Linked DNA regions of Homo sapiens: region 2 is linked to region 1. Evidence: chromatin contacts called from ENCODE Hi-C data. All regions are on one chromosome and are shown on one strand. Each heading gives the region's core, a stretch centred on a gene start or an enhancer-like site at or near the end of the contact. The rest is flanking DNA. Distances are from core to core; before and after follow the strand shown.

Region 1 (6,981 bases), core at 1,737-4,236:
GTTCTGTTACCTGACTCATCCACCAAAGTGTCGACACGATTGGGAGGCTGCCTTGTAACAGTACAGAGTTAAAGTTAGCTCTGTTGACTTTGGCTCTGCAGACTAAGCCAGAGAGAAAAATAAAATCTCTTCCAAATTTTCCACACAAACGAAAAGCACAGGGCTTTGGAAATATGTGCAAAATGAGACATTACTTCTTGTTAGAAATGTAAAAGGATGGCTCAGAAGATAATGGAATAGTTGAAAAGAATGTGTTAAATATGGCCAGACCCTGCCATAGCATTAAGAGTGGAGGATCTAAAAAAAAAAAAAAAAAAAAGAGGCATTTGTATACAATGCAAGGTATCTTCATTGCTAAGCTAATGAAATCATGAAGATGCTCCATCCAGGGAGGGCAGAAACCAATCACATGAGACTCATTGCAGCCCCCCTGCTGTGTGCACACCAGTGAGCTGTTGTCTGTTTTGTTTTGTTTTTCAATATAATGTGGGTTCCCAACTTGCATTTCTAGTAATAATCACTGGGCATCATGTGTTCAGGGTTCATCTATGTTGTAGCATGTATCATATCAGTGATCCATCTGTACAGACGAGGAAGTTGAGGCTCAGATAATTTGTCTAAGGTCATTCAGGTCTTTCTGTGTGGGCTGAAGTAGAGGTGGATAACCTTCAGCTGCCTGAATAATAATACCAACTGTTAACTGTTAGCATGAACAACACTTAACACTTTACCTATACATTTTTTTCATTCAATTCCTTCAAAAACTCTTGTTAGTTCATGATCTATATTTTAGAAGGAGAACCTGGACTAGAAATTAAGAACTAGCCCAAGACTCTGTAACTGAGAAGTGGTAAAGCTGGGCGAGTCTGCATCCCAAGTCTCTCCATAAGAGAGTCCATTAGATTTCCCCGGAGCAGTTATTGTCATATACACACGCATGCAAGGACCAAGGAGCTCGGCCACATCCCGCAGGAGGTGCTTGGCAGGAGACACTCACTGGGAAGTACCAGGAGAAGTCACAGGGAGTGATGGGAATAAAAACCTGGGGGTGTTTTGAAACATCCCTGAGGACTTGGCGAGTATTTGATGTTAAAAAGCATTTCTTGCCTGCAAAACACGTGTCTCTAAGGAACTCTTACGTTGCCGACGTGTGCTGGCTAGGAGCTGGGCCCGGCGGGGGAGGCCCTCTCTCTCTCTGCCTCTGGCCCTGCCTCCATCAAGGCCTGGATTGGAGTTGTCTTTCCCAAGGCAGTAACTGTCAGAGGAACCATCTGGACTGGTTTCTTGTGACTGACTCTGAGGAACAGAAATCCCTCTGGGAGGAAATCACAGGCACAGCAGCAGCAGGGAGCGGCAACACTGGTGTTCACTGGCTGGGAGCTGGGGGAGGCACCGCTCAGAATGGCCCCACAGGAGCGTCAGGCCCAGGACAGACCGTTGTGAGAACGAGGAGGAGAACCTCCTCTCCTCCTCTGGGGAGTGCGTGTATGGTATTTGCGAAATAACAAAGGGAATAGATGGAGGGGGCGAAGAAGTGTCCAGAGCATTGTTAACTGATGGAGCCCCATCATCTGCACGATGGCTTTCTCAGTGGGCCCTGCCACGCTGCACTTTGCCCTCATTAGGCCAGCGTGCTTCCCTCCGGCTCCCATCGCTCATATCATGGGCCCATCCTAGCCTTGCCCTTTCTTCCTGTGCAGGCTCTGGGAATGCTGGAGGATTGCTTGAGCCTAGGAGTTTGAGATTGGCCTGGGCAACATAGCGAGACCCTGTCTCTACATGAAATCAAAAAATTAACTAGATGTGGTGGTGCATGCCTGTGGTCCCAGCTTTTCAGGAGGCTGAGGTGGAAGGATTGCTTGAGCCCAGAAGGTCGAGGCTGCAGTGAGCCATCATTGTGCCACTGCCACTGCACTCCAGCCTGGGTGACAGAGCAAGACCATGTCTCAAATAAATAAATAAATAAAAGGATCTCTTCTGTCTTCTGAGGTGACTCCTAGGATTCTAGAGCCAGAAGGAGCCTCAGAGCACATTTATTCCACTCCTGTCACTGGGGGCAAAAATGAGGCCAGTAGAGGTTAAATGACTCGCCCAGATTCACACAGTCATCACAGGAGCTTGGGCTGGCACCCAGGCCTCCTGCCTCCAGGCCTGTGTCCTCTTCTTGCATTAAGCCCAGAGCAGTTCATTAGGAAAACCGTATAGAGTCATGAGACCCTAAGTCTCATGATCAGAATTTCATCTTCTCTTCCCTTTTGGTTTTTTTTTTTTTTTTTTAACATAGAGAAGGTAAAGGGGGAAAATGATTTACTTAGTTTCCAGACCACTTATTTAAATCCTGCCCAATCTGACTTCCACTCCTCACTTCACTGTTGCAGCCAAAGCTAACTAATGCATCCGTGCTCCAGGGGAAGGAATCTCTTCCCATCCTCAGTCCAAAGTCAGAGTCCAAACTCTGAGGAGGGTAAAAGAAACACAGGAAATACAAGTCCCTCACCCCCACAGCCTCATTACACTCTCCAATAAGCCACAGGAGTAAAGGAGGAAGATGGGGCGGATGCGTAGGTATGGAGCGCCTACTCTGGGTGGCTGGCTCTGTATTAACACTCTACACGCCCCCTCATTCAGTCCTCACAAACCCTGGAAAGCAAGTTTTGTTCGCCTCACTCTGCAGATGGAGTTATTGAGGCGAGAAGGGTGATGTAAGCTGCCCAGAGTCGCACAGCTAGCAAAGGGCAGAGCAGGAATTAGAACCAAGTTTCTCTAGCTGCAAAGTCTGGTTCTCCACTCCACCATGCCCATTCACTTCTATATTTTCAGGAGAGGCCATGGAACCTGTCCTCACTTCCTCCTCCTCCTCCTGCCTTACTGTGCCTCTTGCCCGAGTCCAGCCCTACCCACTAAAGCATTGCACGTATTGACCCTCGCAGCCATGCACAGTGCCTCTGACGTGGGCAGCTCCAGACTGAGCTTCTGCATCAGACAAGCAGGAGACAGATGAGGAGTGAGCCGGGGAAACCCAGTGTTTGTTACTCTGAAAATGGAAGCTGCCCCGTGACAGCATCTTCTCTCCCGTTGAGTAATCCCTGCATGAATAGATGGCAGCTGCAGTGACTGCTGGTCATATGTGATCTATTCTGGGAGGTGTTGAGCGCACCATCCAAGAACATGAAGTCGCTGCTCTGTCACAGATGGAGAAGCAGACTATTGTGGATGTTGCAGGAGCTGGGATTTGGCTGGATCCCCTGGAAAGGTTTTATTTTGAGTGCAGAGCCTGTTTGGTTGCCAGGGTAAACCAAGTGGTTGTATGATAGAGGAATTCCAACCCTCGCTAACACTCTGACCCCTTGTGCCAGCTTTCCAATAAGGCTTGAGAGTTCTTTAGAAAATCTCCTTCTTGGCACACTTTGAACTGGAGAGCAGTGACACTCTTGGCAGTGCTTTTGGTACTTGTTAGTTGTATCACTTAAGTTGATCGGGAAAAGAAAATAATCACTGGGGAGGGACCCCTTTTAAACATTTATAGTTTTGAGAATGCTTCACTGATCCAGCCCTGACTATACTCAGCACCTATACATCCTTGTCTTTGGTCTAGGGGCTCTGGTAGGAGGCGGCATTGAAATATGCCATCCCCTCCCTGCTGTTGCATTCTGCCGTCCAGCCCAGCTCTCCCATTGGCCCACACGGGGCTGCCCCTCTGGCCCTGGCTCTCGGCTTCCACACAAGCAGCTACTCTTGTACAGGATGGTAAAGTTAGGTGGCATTCACACTGGAGCAGGGACCAGGATCCAAGTGAAAGTAAGTTTCAGGAAAAGCTTGAGTCATGTTTCCAGTTTCAAGAGCCAGGCTGAATCTCTCAGAAGGGGAGCTGACGGGCGGCAGTGGGAGAGTGGAAGAGGTGGGCCCTGGGCACAGCATGTACTATGGCATCGCTCATCACCTGCCAATGGCAGGGAGCGTGGGCTGTCTTATATTCTGTTTGCCCCTCTCAAGAGGTAAGCTCCTAGCAGGCAGGATAACCTGAAGCCCTCTGGTGGGCCCTGTAGTGCCGCACTGTACTAGACAAACAGCGCGTGTCAGTGTTCTCGGGGAGGTGGGAGAAATTATGCACTGAAGAGCAAATCTCGGGAGAACATGAGGTTCCACGTGGGGTGCGGTGTGGCTGACTTCATCGCCAAGCAAGTACCAGCCCCTCCTGCTGTCATGGGCGTACTAGGGAACAGTCCTTTGCTCAGCCGGCTCCTGGGTTTCTGCAGGACCTCAGCAGGCTGCTAACTCCCGGATGTGAGCTGGTTGAGGGCAGATACTGGGTCCCCTTCATGTGCTTCTCTGTGTCCAACTCAGTGACTGAAACATGCTGTTTGTTGAATAACTAAAGGAATCTATGAATAAACTGGTGACAATGGAAGCCCCAGAGGTTCAAACATTCTAAGATGCCTATACCAAAATCTTTAAAAAAAATCAAACTCTATCCAGTGACCAACTCATTTTAGCCAATACCCCAATGCAATGAAATTGTAGCACCAAAAAAATTTTTTTAGAATCTCTCTTCAAACTCCTTATAATGGGATTTGACCTCTCAGACTTAGTAATGGGCAATCTGGTTTACTTTGCCTATGAGTAGAAGCTGTGAAGTACATAAAAGAGAACTTTTGTTTGCCTCTAAAACTCCAGGTAGTCAGTGCAGCCTGTTCTGTCCTTCGGGGCAGGCTTCTTGTCCTGATGAGTGTGCCTGCGTGAGTTGGGGGAGGACAGTAGCAACCTCGTGGTGCCCACCCCGGCCCCCATGCTCTTACCCTTCCTTTCTTACCCTTGCAGCCATCCCATTTTCCCAGCCAGCTGTCTGGCTTCCCAGACCACCTTTTAATGCCCCTATAAGCAGGAAAGACATTAAATCGTCTGTGCCCCAGGCACAGCCCACCCCACTCACAGTCATTCTTCCTGTCCAGCTGTGCCCTCTGTTGGTGGAAGGGCAGAGCCAGAGAGGAGCATGGGCTCATTCCATCTCATTTTTTAACAGAACAGTTAAAAGAAATTACTCTTCTCCATAACTTGCAAACCTTGTCACTTCTTAGAGGACATTGGGATTAAAGGAAGAGGGTGACAGTTAATAGCTGGGCTCTGAAACCAGATTTCCTAGTTTTTATTATTTTAATTGAGGAAAAATTGACATAACATTAACCATTTTTTAAAGTGTACAATTCAGTGGTATTTAGTATGAGAACAGTGTTGTGCAACCATCACCTCTATCTAGTTGTAAAATATGTCATTACCCCAAAGGAAAACCATATCCCTATGAAGCAGTCTCCCCTATGACCCCTGGTAACCATCAGTCTGCCTTCTATCTCTATAGATTCCCCTTTTCTGGATATCTTCTGTAAATGGAATTGTACAATATGTGTTCTATTGCATCTGGCTTTCTTCACTTCTGTTCTTGAGGTTCATCCACATTCCATCTAGTATCCATCCATGTATCAGTACTTCATTCCTTTTTATGGCTAAATAATATTCCATTGTGTGGATATACCACATTTTGTTAATCCATCCAAAAAAAATTTTTTTTTCAGACTGAGTCTCACTCTATTGCCCAGGCTGGAGTGCAGTGGGGCGATCTCCACTCACTGCAACCTCCACCTCCCAGATTCAAGCCATTCTTGTGCCTCAGCCTCCCAAGTAGCTGGAATTACAGGCGCCCTCCACCACACCTGGCTAATTTTTGTATTTTTAGTAGAGACGGGGTTTCACCATGTTGGCCAGGCTGGTCTCAAACTCCTGACCTCAAGTGATCCACCCGTCTTGGCCTCCCAAAGTGCTGGGATTACAGGCATGAGCCACCGCGCCCGGCCAATCCATCCAGATATTAGTGGACATTTTCATCTTTTGGCAATTGTGAATAATACTGCTATGAACATTCTTGGACAGGTTTTTGTTTCAACACATGCTATCAATTCTCTAGGATATATTCCTAGGAGTAGAATTGCTGGATTATATGGTAATTCTGTGTTTAACTTTTTGAGGAACCACCATACTGTGGTTTGTACTATTTTACATTCCCACCAGATTGCTTAGTTTTGAATCCAGCCCTGCCACTTACTTGTTAGCTGTGTGAGCATAGGTAAGTTACTTATGGTCTTTGTGCCTCAGTTTCCTCATCTGTATAATGGGTCAGTAATGCTGTTTACTCAATGGGGTTATGATACTTAAAAGAGGTGGTGTATGTGAATGCCTCAGAACAGTAACGGGTGTACAAAACTGGTGCATAAATGTTTGCTGCTGCTGCGCTGTTACTGAGAGACAGTGTAGGTCATGGCAGATGGAAGACTGAAAAGGGTTTGGGCTAAAAGAGGCTGCATTGGGTGATATAAAAGAACCAGCAGAACTAGAATCCAGACACTTGGAGTTGGTTGCTGAGGGCATCTTTCACTTGAGGAATCAATTTTCTTATCTGTTCACTGATGAGCTCCAAGAACCTTCAGCTCCATGTGCCTGTGGCTTTCCTCGGGAGACCACTCTTCAAGAATGAGGGACCAGGGTCCTCCACTCCTGACCACTTGCCAGCTCCATTCTTTCAGCTCTCCAACATGAAAAAGGAAGACAGGAGTATGTCCTGTCATCTGAAAGCTACACACAGAAGTTTCTAGAAAATGAAGCCTTCTCTGTCATCATTCATGTTAGGAAAAGGCAAACCTGGTTGACTTTCACTTGATTCTATTGAATTCAACAGAATCACCAAACAAACATTCTGCTAAATAGTATTTCTCTCATATCTATATATTATGAGTATTTATCTCATAATCCATGTATTTATGAATCATTTACACCTAATTCATCAAAATGCTCTGTATAAGTTGTTTGAATCCCAAGAATCCTTATAGAGGCCTTTTTCTGAGCACATAGAAATAGGAAAACAGATTTTTCCCCATCCATCTTCAATTGGCAATAACTTTTAGAGGTGCCATATTACCAGCTCTTCTGCTAGGA
Region 2 (6,981 bases), core at 3,210-5,709, 310 kb before region 1:
GTGAAAGATCTCTAGAATCCAAATCTGCAAATTATTTCCAAAACCCTGTTTTTTATCTTTTACACCAGTCGTTCTACTGGTGAGTCAATACTTGCAGCTCCTGTGTGTGTGGCAGGTTGCCAGGTGCCCCAGATGGTACCAAGGTATGTAGGAATTTTTGAAGGAGCTCACAGTGCCAGTGGGTAGTCTAGGCATAAACACATGGAAAGTATGTTAAATGCAGGAGTTGAATAATGAGGAACCGTACGGGAGAGCCCACGAAGCCGTGCCTGATTTACTGCTGTGCACCTGCTTAGACATCAGGTGGGGTCTGTGAATTCAAAAGATGACAAGACCAGTGTGGGCTGGAGGAGCCGAGGGAGGTTTAACAAGGAGGGATGCTTTTACTTTTAATAATAGCATCAATATTATTATTATTATTGTTTAGCTTATACACTAAATTAAAAAATTGATTATTTTGACAAATCTTGAATTTTAGTACAATCTTTAGAAACATCATGTCCCTGGTTTGTTTGTTTTTTTCAAAGCAGTATGCCTAGTACTTTTATCAGTGCCATTTGGGGTTACTAAGTTCTCCCTCCATTTTTTTTTTTTTAGACCCATGGACATGCCTTTCTGCTGTCACTTGTGAATGCTGTCAAATAATCCTTACATCCTAATTTACATTTGCTTATTTCAAACTGTTTGTACTGTTCTGAAAATATCAACACTTGTTTTTTTAAAATTTATTTATTTATTTATTTAGAGATGGAGTCTCACTCTGTCGCCCAGGCTGGAGTGCAGTGGCGTGATCTCGGCTCACTGCAACCTCCACCTCCCAGGTTCAAGCGATTCTCCTGCCTCAGCCTCCCCCCGAGTAGCTGGGATTACAGGTGCATGCTACCATGCCCGGCTAATTTTTTGTATTTTTAGTAGATATGGGGTTTCACCGTGTTAGCCAGGATGGTCTCAATCTCCTGACCTTGTGACCCACCCACCTCAGCCTCTCAAAGTGCTGGGATTGCAGGCGTGAGCCACTGAGCCTGGCCTTGTTTTTTAAGGAATAATCTTTTAACAGTTAACTCTCGGTCCCGATAATCTCCGTATAATCTTTGGATTCTCATTGCTCTGAGGGTAAAGGTCCAAATCTGTAGTGAATGTGTCCTCCAAGGCAATGCCTACTCTGCTTTGCTCTGACCAGCTCTCTGGCCATGCGGACCCGCCTTCACCGTCATTCCAGCTGAGCAAGCCTTTCGGTTCTCCCTTCCTTTGCTGGGACTGCCTGGGCACATCTGATGACCCTGTGACCCACTCCAGTAGCACCTGCATGTCTTGTTCACAGCAGGCATCACCACTGTAGTAAACCAATTGTGATTATGTCTTTATTTAATGTCATTGATTCTAGCTTCCCCTTCCCAAGACTGCAAGTGCCCTGAGGACAAGGACCTTGTTGGTCATAGACTGCTGACCCACCAGCATCTAGCACGATACCTGGCACAGAGCGGGTGGTCACGTGTACTTGTTTTTGATGTCATTGTGAGGAGATTTCCTTTTCCGGTTTTCATTCAAAACCGTCTTGGTTATTGCTTATTTGTTTCTTACCCTGCAGATGGTTACCAAGCAGCTTTTTGATTTTTAAATCTTTGCAGAAGATTCCAAAAAGCCCCTCCAAAGATGACACAAGCCTCTATTTTATTGCCTTTCAAAATATATACACTTTTATTGCCAAGGGAAAATTTTTGAAGCTTGGGTATGTGTTAGTCTCCAGGGAAGCAGCAGGGACGGCCAGATTGTGAGAGTGTTAGTGGAGTAATGTCTGATGTAGTTTACTGAGCAATTTCAAAGCAGAGTAATGGAGGTAATCTCAGAAATTCTAAGCAGCAGCGTTGTAAATGCACAGAGAGAGAGTGTTGCTTTCATTTCATTGACCTGAAATCAGCTTGTTTCCCCCATCCTACTTCTAATTTGTTTTTATTACCTTAATATCCTGTGTCATGGAGGTTCTAAACATCTTTAGAATAAAATTCTTTGGAGATCTATAAACTGCTGCTTTCTAATTTCATTGCTCTTAATTATAGGTCATTGAAAATGCAAAAAACAGAAGTAATGTAGGATAGTAGAAAGAGCTTTATACTCAGCATCGGAGGCCTGGACAATAGTTTTTTAACTAACTGATTACTGTCTGGCTGACTGTTTGCCCTAGAGGAATCCTTTGACATCTCTGAGCCTCAGTTTCTCATCTATAAAAGGAAGCTATTAGAAATGGTATTTAAGATTATTTATTATCTCAGTTTATACTCCCTCCATGCATCAAGCTTCATTTGTTCACTTAACAAACAAGGCTGGGCGCGGTAGCTTATGCCTGTAATCCCAGCACTTTGAGAGGCCAAGTCAAGCAAATTGCTTGAGCCCAGGAGTACAAGACCAGCCAGGGAAACGTGGTGAAACCCTGTCTCTCCAAAATTACAAAAATTAGCCAGGCACATTAGCGTGCATCTGTAGTCCAGCTACTTGGAGGGCTGAGGCAGGAGGATTGCTTGAGCCTGGAGGTCGAGGCTGCAGTGAGCTGTGATTGTGCCACTGCATTCCAGCCTGGGTGACAGAGCAAGACCCTGTCTCAAAAAAAAACAAAAAGCAAAAAATAAACAAATATTTATTGTATGCCTACTATGTGCCAGGTACTCTCCCAGGTGCTTGAGATACAGCAGAGTACAAACAAAGCCGTGTTCTTGTCCTCCTACAGCTTGCATTCACGCAGCATTTGAAGGGCTTACTATTTAGTCCCAATTTATGAAAGGTTCTGTGTGATTAAAGGCTGTGGCTGGAGAATATGTTGAATAAAGAGATGGGCAGGGTTGGCCAGGCACGGTGGCTCACGCCTGTAATCCCAACACTTTGGGAGGCCGAGGCAGGCGGATCACGAGGTCAGGAGTTCGAGGCCAGCCTGGCCAACATGGTGAAACCCCACCTCTACTAAAAGCACAAAAAATTAACCAGGCTTGGTGGTGCGTGCCTGTAAGCTCAGCCTCATGAGGCTGAGGCAGGAGAATTGCTTGAACCTGGGAGGCGGAGGTTGCAGTGAGCCGAGATGGCATTATTGCACTCCAGCCTGGGCAACACAGCGAGACTCCATCTCAAAAAAAAAAAAAAAAAAGAGATGGGCAGGGTCATTAGCAGGCAGGATTGAAAAGATTGGAAAGTGAGGCTCCATCTTACCTTGGCTGGTGAAAATGGCTCCCTCAGGGCATTGCTCATGACCCCCAAACCGTCCACAGAAGGAAAGGATATTCCTGTCCCTAGCCCTGTCCAGCTACCAAAACAACAGCAGGGAAAGGGAGGCCGAGGGTAGCCCACTTACCTCGCCTTGGTAAGGGTCTCCCCTGCTGTTGGATTTAGCTTCCAGTTGTGTCATTTCAAATGCCCGTGATCCTCTACTGTGTGCAAGACAAAAGTACGAATACTTGCTTGTCCAGCCAGGCCCCGAGCCACCCTCCTCCCTTTCCCCTACATATGTCCACGTCAGTGGGCAAGCTGGCAGCCCGGTGTCTCCAGCACATGGGGTGCACCCTGTCTCATCTGCAGGCCATTGTGTGTGTGTTCACAGTTCAGAAGCTGACTCACTATCTCTGCCTGCCAACATCCTCCACCACACCCACCTCCCACCCCTATGGTCAGGGGGCATGGGTATTGAATGGCAGTGCCATCAGAGCTTGCCAGCACCCTGTCACCCAATTCTCGGCCACTGGGATCAGAGATTATTTCTTCCTCCCTGAATCTCTCAGTCCCTGCTGCACCATCCACAGCTGCGGGGGAAGGGCTGGCCGACGTTTTTGATCTTGTTTTCCGTGCCTATCACAATGCCTGTCACATACCAGATCCCCTGAAATTGTTTGTTGAGCAGACTGTTATCATAATCTCCTGTGATATTTACCACATTTTACCTTTTGACATGGTTATTTGAGAATATTTTTAAACTTTCTAGGTCTGAGCTCTTTGATAGCAGGGCCTGTGTTTTATTTATTTTTTAATCTCCTAAAGCACCTGGTTCTTGGACTCCATGAATATTTAATAGCCTGAAATAAACAGAATTTAATTCCTGGATAGTTGAATTTGAGAGGTGGAAATAAACATAGGGTTTTTATTTCTGTTTCTCTCAGGGGAAACTGAGTCAAAGAAAAATAAGTAACTCACAAGCTGATGTGTCAACCAAGGCTATAAATCCAGGGAGAAATTCAGCAATAGAAGAGCATTGTAATATTAGAAAGCTTCCAGATCTCCCCACTCAGGAGTATTTCCTACCTGTAACACACAGATCCGTCGTACAAATTATGCTTTGTTTGCTGAAAAGCCTCCTGAAGCTGAATGGGTTTACTTTGGCATCAGCGGAGGCCATGATTGAGGGCGGAGATGAGACATTGGATCGCTCTTGTGTGGCTTCCGCATGGCCGTCGTGGTTCCTCTGCCCAGCCCTCTCCTGCGAGGGACTCGATCAGCTCCAGGGCGCAGCTTGTGTGTCTGCTCCCATGGCCAAGTCCCCTTGGCTCCCTTCCCCTTGGCTCTGGTTTGGCTTGACTCTGCCTTCTGCTCCTCAGGTCTGTCTAGGTTTAGTCCTGTGTAATCATTTGCAGCAAAGCCTGCCCATGACTGGAAATGCAGTCCTGGCTTGGCAGGAAAGGGGTTTGTGCAAGAGCTGGCTGTACCTGTGTCTGAAACACCTGAGGCCCTTCCAGGGCTAGGGATGCAAGAAGCCTAGGCTGGCAAAGCTGGCCTTCCTGCCAGGGCTGAGGAGCACTGGAGCCCTAGAAGGGGACTGCTGTCCAGCCCCTTGGCCAGCCAGAGCAAGGGCCACTGTAGTCAAACATGAATTCACAAATGGGAAGAGCAGGAGGTGACTCAGATCCACCTCCCCCATAACTGCTAATCATAGTGAATTATTAAGAGCATAAAATCAGGATCTTGTTTCCCACATAGAGATCAGGCCCATCAGCCCTGAGCAGTTATATAATCCACCTCATACACGTGGATAATATTGAGACTGGCACTTCCAAGCAGAAGCCTGCTAAATAAGGACATGTTTGTTGTTTCTTCTACCTCATCAAAATGTCTGTTTCTTATTCCTAAGAATGGCAGGGAGTAAAGGATTATTTATTTCCCTTGATATTTTTCATTTCAAGAATCAACATGGGCAGGTTTACAGTGTTCACAAACATGCTGGTAGCAATTTGATTGCAGGAAGAATGAAATTTTGCCAGGCAAGTGCAGATTTGTCTGTTGTGGTGAGAAGGGCCATCCATGACTGTACAAATGGTGCCATTCTACCCTGAAGATACATTTTAACAAGGATGGTGGTAGTAGTTTTTATTCTTTTGTTCTCTCAGATGCATTCCATTAAAATTAAAGCATGAAATATATTAATTTGATGAAATGGATTTGTTTCCACTTGATGTGTTGCTTTGTGAAACGTTAACATTGTCTCTTAATGTTCAACAGAACTGATGACACTGGTCCATGTGGCCAGCATGGAGGGAAACATGATTCCTCTGAGAGCAGTCTAATAATCCGTGTCTTGGACCTGCATTACTTCTAAGAAAAACAAATTAGTTTAACATATTTCTAGAAATGGAAACTCTTGGATACATCAGAAACAAATTTGAATTTAGGCAATCTAATTAACCTTTAGCTAAAAATGTTGGTATTTTCACAACTCTTTTGGACAGAGTTCGTTGTTAGTGGTTGCTTCAAACTTTTTTTCCAGATCTTTTATCTCTAAAAAGCAATTTATGATTTTTTTTTTGACCCTAGTATACTGGGATGTCTTTTCGATTTGATTTTCTTATATTATTCTGGCTCCACTTTTGTGGGAACTTCTTTCCTTTCCTCTTTTGTGCTGTTGGCTCAGTGACCCAGCCACCTTTGTGGGCGGTGGTGGAATGTGCTCCGGTTGCCTGCTGCCCATGTCGGTGTGCCCAGAGCGGGAGGGACATCATTTTGACCACAGCACTTTGGCCTTAGAATGATGCAGAGACTCCATGTCACTGCCTGTTCCTCTTGCTTTACTCTTTTTAAAAAAAGACTTCTATTCTTTCCATTAAAGTTTACTCCCTTTCTAGCTTAAGGAGTCAAATCATTCTGCAAAGTTTAGTGCCAAGCCCCAGCAGTCTCCTGTATGCCTTTCCCTTTTCCCCACCTCCCTCCACCTTCCTATTTCTTCCTCCTTAGAGGCTGCCAGTTTCAACTGTTTGACATCTGAGTCTTTGGAATCATTCTCTGTATCTCTAAGTAACATGTTCGTATTGCTGCTCCTTGATTTCTTTCCGCTTTAAATATTCTCCTTTGACCATGCAACGTGAAATATGAGGACTTAGCCATGTCTTCCCTACCCTAACACCAAACCAACCAAAAGGCAGCCTTTTCATTCATCTAACTTCTCTGCAGTTAGAGCGTGTTTTGGGATAGATCGGTGCTCTGCATTAGGTTATTTTGACTGATGCTATCCACAGGTAAAATATTTAGTAAACTGTAATTACCTTTTCTCTTTCACATAACTTTTTCTTCAGTCTTTTTTTGTCTGCTTAGTTTTCTGTATGCTTTTCAATAATGCAAACACATACTCTCTGCAAATTGCCTGAACTGACTCTCAATACATTCACATACATCGCTCTTTTTGTTTGATCTTTTGGAGATGTCTGTCCCAGAGCCTCTGACCTGCCCCTGCCTAGGCAGGCTGTTCTTTTATCGTATAGGTATACTGCTTCCTGTGTCTTCCTGTGTATTATGTTTTTCAGGCGTTCAGTTGGAGGGCCAGAAACCACACTAGCTATTTTAAACAGAAAGAGACTTAAAACAGATATTAGGTGCTTTCTAAATTATTGGAAGGGCTGGAGGAGTGGGCTTGAGACTAGGTTTCCAGCAATGCTCCAGAACCACACAGCTGCCCTGGCCTGCCAGGGGTGTTGCTTTATCTGCCACTTTGGGATGGGAGGGAGTCAGGAGGCCGCCTCT

What was found. A loop is a pair of places that touch in the nucleus more often than their neighbours do. Pooled maps may share reads with other maps.
Region 2: a loop to region 1 is called in a map of gastrocnemius medialis, with 4 times the contacts of the local background. The contact joins the promoter of FARS2-AS1 here to the enhancer-like site in region 1. A Hi-C loop is called at or near these places in 4 of 168 maps with a recorded cell type or tissue (gastrocnemius medialis, heart right ventricle and psoas muscle) and 2 of 50 pooled maps.

The regions. Positions count from the first base shown.
Region 1 is chr6:5,761,510-5,768,490 of GRCh38, forward strand. The region is part of intron 6 of FARS2 (phenylalanyl-tRNA synthetase 2, mitochondrial); the gene reads left to right. Among named protein-coding and RNA genes, the nearest start is that of NRN1, 240 kb to the right of the region's middle. RefSeq lists an enhancer at 2,886-3,075. Within about 2 kb of position 2,987, at least 7 of the 41 ENCODE cell types and tissues checked have a DNase peak (open chromatin) inside an H3K27ac peak, as active enhancers do; they include gastrocnemius medialis, heart right ventricle and psoas muscle, where a contact is called at or near this core.
Region 2 is chr6:5,453,616-5,460,596 of GRCh38, forward strand. FARS2-AS1 (FARS2 antisense RNA 1) reads right to left here and starts at 4,460. Exons shown (of 2, transcript NR_125848.1): 1 at 4,279-4,460. The region is part of intron 4 of FARS2 (phenylalanyl-tRNA synthetase 2, mitochondrial); the gene reads left to right. RefSeq lists an enhancer at 3,098-4,084.